Linked DNA regions of Homo sapiens: region 2 is linked to region 1. A link is an interaction called in ENCODE POLR2A ChIA-PET data of the cell type or tissue named here. Cell type or tissue: B cell. All regions are shown on one strand. Links, peaks and the distances in the headings refer to the core of each region. The heading gives the core; the rest is flanking DNA.

The links. ChIA-PET counts read pairs that join two places held together with the same protein. Peaks named below come from ENCODE experiments on the same cell type or tissue, not always from the same donor. Only the 100,000 strongest peaks of a DNase experiment are listed, where the experiment ranks them.
Region 2: POLR2A ChIA-PET joins it to region 1 with 5 read pairs; 15 of 35 experiments call an interaction of 5 or more read pairs at or near these places.

The regions. Positions count from the first base shown.
Region 1 is chr10:104,126,018-104,132,509 of GRCh38, reverse strand. SFR1 (SWI5 dependent homologous recombination repair protein 1) reads right to left here. Exons shown (of 4, transcript NM_001002759.2): 4 at 6,127-6,492. CFAP43 (cilia and flagella associated protein 43) reads left to right here. Exons shown (of 38, transcript NM_025145.7): 36 at 314-394; 37 at 1,026-1,179; 38 at 2,205-2,622. The coding sequence ends at 2,371. Among named protein-coding and RNA genes, the nearest start is that of SFR1, 7.1 kb to the right of the region's middle. In B cell, for the core only: CTCF peaks have their summits at 4,728 and 4,932; a DNase peak (open chromatin) is centred at 4,879.
Region 2 is chr10:103,909,810-103,912,309 of GRCh38, reverse strand. STN1 (STN1 subunit of CST complex) reads left to right here. Exons shown (of 10, transcript NM_024928.5): 3 at 1,688-1,783. Among named protein-coding and RNA genes, the nearest start is that of STN1, 7.1 kb to the left of the region's middle. In B cell, for the core only: no CTCF peak of the experiment used is centred there; a DNase peak (open chromatin) is centred at 1,019; H3K4me3 peaks cover 763 bases; H3K27ac peaks cover 2,289 bases.

The sequences.
Region 1 (6,492 bases), core at 3,862-6,361:
CCGGAGCAGCTGGGATTACAGGCATGTGCCACCACGCCCAACTAATTTTTTGTATTTTTTAGTAGAGACAAGGTTTTACCATGTTAGTCAGGCTGGTCTTGAACTCCTGACCTCAGGTGATCCACCTGCCTCAGCCTCCCAAAGTGCTGGGATTACAAGCGTATGCCACCACGCCTGGCCAAGCCAAATCAATCTTAACTTGCATAGATATTTGTTATGAAAAACAGTAACTTTCAAAGCTAAAACAACCTTTATAAAGTCATCTATTGAAAGAGAGAAAAATATCCTTACATGTTTTTTTTTAATCTCAAAGTACCTAAATGAACCAAACTATGAGGCTCTGATTAGTATTCAGATTGGAATAATGGAACAAACCATTGCTGTTTTAGATAAGGTAAGTCTCAAAGACGTTGGTTATTATATCCTAACAGTTGTAAATCATTTGAGCAAAGTAATAGTGTTTCAAATCATGAATTTACCTAGACCCTAATAAAATCTTGGTTATTTACTAGTATTCATGAGGTAATTAAAAGTCCCTAAGTAGTATCTTTGCAACCGCAACTAATGAAATAAAATTAAGCACTTCCTTTAATATTAGAATTAACCCCTGGGGACATATCTGAGTGTAAGTGGATTTTCTATTTTACATTAGGTTAGGATTTATGTAATAGGAGTGTTGGTAGTCTTTCCTTGGCATTGGAAAGGTTTTATTTAATCATCACTGAATAAAAATGGTCAGTTTTTATTATGTAGCATATATTAGAAACAAAGCAATCTCAAGCTTTTAAAATATTCTCTCAGTTTAAGAATATACAAAATGTTTTTTCTAAAATTTGTTATTAACATACCATTCTACCTTTCAACAAATAACTCGAGTGCCTACTATGCCAGGCACTACAGATATGGCGGTAAGATGTTATCTTAATGATGATAATGTATTTAAAATATAAGAATAATGTCTTTATAGGATAAATTACATTTTTCAAAATTAATTTTGTGGGGTGTCATGGGAACAAAAATTTCAGATGCACAAAAAGAATGTGGAAAACTGCAAGAAACTACTCAAAAAACTTGGAAAGTTCAGCAATCAAAAAGATATAGCAAATTATGCCCTAAGCTGCAATCTACGAGAAGAGTTGGTAGCTGTCTCAGAGAGAAAAGACATCTGTAATGCAATGGGTAAGCATGCTTTTTTTTCTTTAACCAACTGTAGGTTTCTTTAAAAGTAATCAGTAATCCTAAAATGTATACAACAGTTAAAAAGCTATCAGCATTTCTTTAAAAATACATTGTTTAAAATAATTTCAACTTTTATTTTAGATTCAGGGAGTACATGTACAAGTTTGTTACTTAGGTATATTGTGTGATGCTGAGGTTTGGGGTACGGAATGATTCCGTCACACAGGTACTGAGCATAGTACCCCATAATTTTTCAGCCCTTCCTCCCTCCCTGCCTCCTCCCTCTAGTAGTCCCCAGTGTTTCTTTTCTTTTTTTTTTTTTTTTTTTTTTTGAGACAGGGTGTCCCTCTGTTGCCCAAGCTGCAGTGCAGTGGTATGATCTTGGCTCAATGCAACCTCCACCTCCTGGGCTCAATTGATCCTCCCACCTCAGCCCCCTCAAGTGCCTGGGACCACAGGCAGGAACCACCATGCCCGGCTAATTTTTGTATGTTTTGTAGAGAGTAGGTTTTGCCATGTTGGCCAGGCTGGCCTCGAACTCCTGAGCTCAAGAGATCCGCCCACCTCAGCTAACCAAAGTGCTGGGATTACAGGTGTGAGCCACCACACCTGGCCTCCAAGTGTTCCCTGTTACCATCTTTATGTCCATGAGTATCCACTGTTTAGCTCCCATTTATAAGTGAGAACATGTGGTATTTGGTTTTCTGTTCCTGTGTTAATTTGCTTAGGATAATGGCTTCCAGCTACATCCATGTTGCTGCAAAGGACATTATTTCATTCTTTTTTTTATGGCTGTGTAGTGTCCCATGGTGTATATGTACCACATTTTCTTTATCCAGTCCACTGTTGATGGGGCACCTAGGGTGACTCCATGTCTTTGCTTTTGTGATAGTGCTGCTGTAAACATACAAGTGCATATGCCTTTTTGCTACCAGCATTTCTTCCACATGTATGATTCTGAGTGCTGCTTCTGTATTTGAAAGTATTGATAAATAATCGAATTCCTTTATTCATTTTTGGGATAGGGTCTAAACTGACTTGTGAAAAGATTGTCAAAGAACGGTATGAAAACATGATGCAACAGCAGAAGTTAACAAATATTTCAAAACAACAAGCTGAACAGATTTCAATACTACAGACTGAAGTTGAAAGATTAAGAATGAAAACATTTCCTGCTCTTGTTCAAATGTAAAAACGCTGGCAGGAAAACACAAGGCCAAATCAATCATTTAAAAAATCATTTCATTTGGGTAAAATGATTTCCTTTTCTTTCTTACTGGGAAATTGAAGTAGCATGTCCTCTGAGTTGCATGTTTTAGATAAAAAATTGTTTAATTTTAGCCTTAATTGTATACAAATTTTTGTCCTGCATGAATAAATGTGTAAAATACCATGAATTGCTGTTTTTATTCAAGAATAAACAAGACTTGAAGTCAGAAAGTATTCAAGATCTATTTTACTCATTTAATCTGAGTTGGATCAAAGATATTTTCATAGTTATGGTATAGAAAGTCTTAAAAAGAAATTCTTTGCCAAACTAGCATTTCTAATTTTATGAAACTGTCAGAAAAGTTATGAGATTATGGGTAATTTTTATCTTTATGCTCTTCTGTTTCTCATTTTCTTCAGTAAGCATTTCTTTCATAATCAGAAAAAAATTACGAGAGTATTTAGATTATTCTCTGCTGCACCAATGAGAACAAGACAAATTGTTAGAGCTTTTTCCAAGCCTTGTATCATTTGTAAATTACAACATATTTTGGCCAGACACGGTGGCTCACGCCTGTAATCCCAGCACTTTGGGAGGCCGAGGCATGTGGATCACGAGGTCAGGAGATCTTGACTAACATGGTGAAACCCCATCTCTACTAAAAATAAAAAATAAAAATAAAAATAAATTAGCCGGGCGTGGTGGGTGGTGGCAGGCGCCTGTAGTCCCAGCTACTGGGGAGGCTGAGGCAGCAGAATGGTGTGAACCCAGGAGGTGGAGGTTGCAGTGAGCCGAGAATGTGCCACTGCACTCCAGCCTGGGCAACAGAGCGAGACTCCATCTCAGAAGAAAATTACAACATACTTTAGAGACATAATCTACATTTCTTTTATGTTGTAATAGAAAATTCAATTTTGTGCTTTACCCAATAGGGTTTAACCAACAGAAAAATACTTTCTTATTTCCATGAAGTAGTTTATCACTTTTAGATGGTGATAATTATATAATGAGATGAATAATTGGCCATAAAACTGCTTTGCCCTTCCATAACCTGTGGACTGCTGTCCACAGGGATCATGGACCACAATCTCCAAGTGATGTCACTGTCTCACTGTTCTGCAATTTATGAACTCAACGTTAAGTTTAATCCTCAGTACCATATCCAATATACACTGATGTAGATAAAGCAAGAGAGCTACTATAAAATCTTCTGTTTAGCAAAATAAATCTTTAGAAGATGTAATTGATCACCCACATAGTGATCTGTGCTGGATGGGGATGGTAAGGGAAATGATAGGACCAACACTTTGATGATTCCCCTCCTTTGTACTAGACGGACTCATGAAGTAGTCAGTTTGGCGTATTCAGTAGGGAAGTGCCCATGGGTACCATTTCCTACATCTGGGGTCCTTCAAAATTATCCCTGAGATGAGAGTTGTGGGGACAGACCCCAGGGTAGGGGTGCAAATACTTTATACTTAAGATGGTATTGCCAGAAGTTCTCTGTCCTGTTGGTTTGAGTCAACCATAGATGTACTAGACTTGATTTTTTTTACAATCTTTTCTGGTGACACAAACTCCATTTTCACCTAAGTTAGCTGTCTGGAGACTCCATTTGCTAGTAGTGCCACAAATTTCACTAGATAATGCTCTGTGGATTCCCAGGTCTTAACAAAGCAGCCGGCATCATTTCTATTTCTTAGTCATCAACCTTTGTTGACTCTGGCAATGTTCCTTGCTTGACTGCCTTACTTTGAGGCATGGATGGAGTGGGGCTTAGTGGGCACCTCTTGCCATCAAGCCCTATTCCAGAAGCCCTTTCAACGGGAGATACCTTCTGGTTTTGGGGCTTTGGAAGGACATGTGGGTCATGCACAGTAACTCCTCTCTTAATACTGTTCATGGTATTGACTCCTCTCAGCTTCTGCTGAACAGCAAATATATTCATATTTTATAGTCCTTTAAAATATTATTTATATTATCAACTAGTGATATAATTAACTGGATCAGACACAGTATGGCTTTATGCATAGGAATTAAAATTATAGGATCTATTCCTGGGCTTCAAATCTTGGCTCTGCCATTGGAGTTTTAAATAACCTCTTAATTTTGAAATAACTATCTTATATTTCTTCTTCTTTAAAACTGGAATATTCTAGTTTTTTAAAATTAAAAACAAGTGCTATGTTGTATTAGCTCTCATTTTTATAAGTAAAGCTGTCATAGTCAGTGGTTTTTAATAAAAGCATCCCATTAAATCCAACAGAGCAGCTGCTGTGCTGTTGGAACCTCAGCACCCAGTCAATGCCCTGGAAATCCCCATTACCATGCCCCTAAGCTTTCCCAGAACCAGAGTCTCGCTGATGCTGTATTTCCCCCAAGTGTATATATATGGGTGGCTCCAGGTGATGTGCCTGTCAGCAGTGGGCAGCTGCAGCCTCTGAGATCTGGAGAAATACCATAATGACCTACAAAATGCCAGCACCACCACAAGGGGCAACATTTCCCCTGCCACATTTAGGCCCCTGGTTGGCAGCAAGCAGTGATAAGAGGCTGGCTGATAAGCACTAGAACAGTAGAAGTCCACAGGGGTGCCCATCTAGGAATCCCAGTGCTAGAGGCAGCTCATATGATGTCTGGGCCAGTCTCCTCAGATTCATAAAGGCCAGCGGCACAGGAATTTGTGTATGTGGGCAGGGTAAGAGTTTACTGGCATGGCACTAACAATTAGAATGGACACAAAAGCAGGGCCCTGGCGTCTCCTGCTGTGCCAACCATTCAACACTGGTTAGATTATGTGGAGGGACTGGACTGAAAGTGGGATGTACTTGAGGGGGGTTCAGAGGAGTGCTAAACTAGTAGGGAAGTGCTTTTGAAAAAGCTAAGTAAAGCTGTTTTAACACTTAAAAGGACCCAAAAGCAGAAATCCAGAAAGCTCTTAAGAATGACTAGCAACTAAAACCAGGAAGCCACTGATCCATAAAATTCTCTCCTATCACCTCTGCCTTTCTCGGTAAGCACACTCACTGCCCTTAAGCATGTCAGCTCTGCTGCTTCCAGGTATATATACAACAGCTGCAGTCACAAAAAGAGATGGGCTTTCTTTTCCTGAGCTAAATTCCAAATTTTCAGAGACTGGCCCAGTTTGGGTCCTATCTCCATATATGGCCAAAATGATAGGTACAACTGTATAATTTGGCAGCAGAAACCCAACCTGTGGAGGTGGGTTCATAAATAGAATAACCAATCTAAATTTAACCCATTTCACAGATGAAGCTAGAAAGGCAAACAAATGCGAAGAACCTTATATGCCATGATACCTTCATGTGGGTGGGAGATAAGGAAATGTAGTTTTATAAGAAGTAGATGGTTTAGCCGGGTGTGGTGGCTCATGCCTGTAATCCCAGCACTTTGGGAGGCTGAGGCGGGCAGATCACCTGAAGTCAGGAGTTCAAGACCAGCCTAACCAACATGGAGAAACCCCGTCTCTACTAAAAATACAAAATTAGCCAGGGTGGTGGCTCATGCCTGTAATCCCAGCTACTCGGGAGGCTGAGGCAGTAGAATCACTTAAACCTCAGAGGCGGAAGTTGCGGTGAGCCAAGATCGTGCCATTGCACTCCAGCCTGGGCAACAAGAGCAAAACTCTGTCTCAAAAAAAAAAAGAAGAAGAAATAGATGGTTGTTTCACTAAATGATGAATATGCAAAACACATTTGAAGAGACAGGGAAGAATATGGTTTTGGACATATAAGTTTAATTACCTGCTAGACTATCAGATGGAAATATGTGGTAAATGGATGGAAACAAGGTACATAAACTTAGGAGGCAGAAATTTTTAAACTTTAGGGTTAGACATTCACCAGATTGGACAATTTTTAACATTTAAAATAAAACTTTTTGTCATAAAAAACAAATGTATTAAAACTAGTTTCCAGAACTGCCCAAATGACTTTTTAAACATGACTTAAATGTCGTTTTGACAAATCTATCCAAAATACTAATTTTCCTTTTAGAACTTAGTTTATAATTTATATATTAAAGTGCCCTTAATTGATATTCATTGGGATACCTTCCTCTGAGCCCTAATGGTTTTGGGAGGC
Region 2 (2,500 bases), core at 1-2,500, 220 kb after region 1:
ATAATTCTAGTGCTTTGGGAGGCCAAGAGTTTGAGGCCAGCATGGGCGACAGGGAGAGACCCCATCTCTATGAAAAATTTTAAAAATTAGTTGGGCTTCTGCTTGAGACCAGGAGTTGAGACTGGAACCACTTTGTCTCCATTCAATCCAAGTTTTCCTGGATGGAGGTGACTCTCTTTTTGGGGGTGACACAGTGACCCAGGCTCCTTCCCTCCTTGTTCCTGCCATCTTCAGCTCATGCCTGCAAGGTGGTCCTGAGGACAATCTCCAACCACCAGGTTATCTCTTGAAGCGTGCCTCTGTGGAGGGAGAGGGTCTTGCTTTTGGCTAAATTTGCCACCTCTTATTTCTTAAAACCACGTCTCACTCCCTTGGTGTCTCTCTGTAACTGAGGCTTAGAAGCTCCTTGTTCATTCTTTGGACTCTTTCTCAGTCCCTTTGTCTACAAGGGAAACAGAGCCATCAGCAGAGGCCAGTCTGGGGGTTATAAGGGGCGTCGGGATTCAGGCCACAGGTCCCCCCATGAATGGACAGAATAGAAGCTGTGACTATGCTTGATGTGAGGGGAAGAATGGCCAAATGCCTGAGGTGATCATTGTTTCTTAATTTAGAATTCGTATATTTATTTTAAAAAGGACTTGACTGGGTGTGGTGGCTCCCAGCACTTTGAGACACCAAGGTGGGAGGATCGCTTGAGGCCGGGAGTTCAAGACCAGCCTGGGCAACAAAGTGAGATGCCCATGTCTAATTTAAAAAAAAGAAAAAGGAAATCACCATATGAAAGTTTATAACCTGTTTCTGAAAGTAAAGAATTTAGCCGTCATGGGGGCGGGGGGAAGAGGCTGGAAAAGAGATTGGGCAGGACTCTTTAGCTGCAGGTGACAGGAACACAGTGCGTGTAGCTTAAGGTGAAGTGGGGAGCTCGGGTTAGGTTATTGGGGGACAGGCAGAAGGGAAGACCTGCAGGAGCCAGGACAGCCCTGGGACCATCAGGGACTCCCTGCTCTGAGCAGCCCCTCTGTGTCCTGGCCCCAAGTCAGAAAAAAGCCTCTGGGTATCAGTGGGTAGGTTCCCCCTCTCAGCTTTCTCCTCTGGCAGGAAGTTGCCTGCCACCATCTGTAGCCTAGGTTTTGAAAACAGAGTTTTAAAAAGAGAAGTTTTGGGGTTGTAACCTGGCCCCAAAGGGTAGCGTTTTGTAACCTACTTACTGTTTTTTTTTAAAAAAAATGCTATTGCCAGTTCAAAGAAATCATGACTGGTTTCTTAGAAAAGCACTTGTTTGAAAAAAAAAAAAAGCCAAAGAAGCCTTTCTCATGGTTTCCTCTCTCTTTCCTTCTAGTTGCTTCAAATATAGTCCTGTGTTTGGTCCCCCAGTATAATGACTGTTTTCAGGCCCCTTGTGAGCATTCAGAACAGGGTGCATTAACCAAATCTAGTTGGACAGCGTTGGTTTTCTCCCGTCTAGTGCAAGCTTTAATGCCAAGCTTTCTACTTAGGACCTGTGAGGAAAAGACATTGGAATTTCTTGGGGCGTTGTCATTTGTCAAGGACTGATTCTTAAGTCTAGAATTTCAGCAAACAGCATGGATTGATTTTTTTACACTCCCTTCCCCCCTACAAGTTAAGATTTATTGAAGCAGAAAATGTAATCATACATTATGTCGACTTTGCTTTTTTTAAATTTTAGGTGTATTTTTGTACAATGGACATCCAATAAAACAGGTAGATGTCTTGGGAACTGTCATTGGAGTGAGAGAAAGAGATGCTTTCTACAGTTATGGAGGTAAGAACAATTGTGTCTGAAATGAAGTTGATGTAGAAGGCTGACCCTTCTGGGCTGAAAGTTGGATTTCAGCAGCCCCAGCCATTTAGAGTAGCTGGGGACCCTCACTAAGGGCATGTACTTTCTCTATGGGGTGCCCCTTATAGCCCCAGACACGGGCTAAGAATAAAATGAGGCAACGGGTAGGAATGATACTGATGAATTCAGTGAAGTGACAGCTGCTGAGGTGCTAAGAAGTGGAAGAATTAAAATACAGCCCCCTATGAGCATCGATGGACGGGCAGGGGGGCACCTGATGCCAAAGGGTATATCTGTAAATAGCAAAGCGTGGTAATATGTGGTTATGTGGATCACTTTAAAAAGCGAAGACCAGATTAATGTTAAAGTAGATTCTTTAACAACACAGGAAGATGTGAAAAATAATTTTAAAATATTTATATCCAGAACAGTTAACAAAAAGCCTTTTGATACCCAAAGGGGTAAATACCCATTATCAGAAAGTTTATTTTCCCTCATGATGGAAGCTTAATAAAGGGTTTCTATATTTTGGACACCAGAGAATTGCTCAAATGTGATTTTAGTGTAATAGGTCTTTCTTTTTTCATTGAGTTGATTTTTAAGCATTTAATACATTGCCTTGTACAACTCCAAGCTTCTCTATAATCAAGAGCCCAAGCTAGATATTTTGTGGGAAACTTAACTTTAAATTCCAAACCT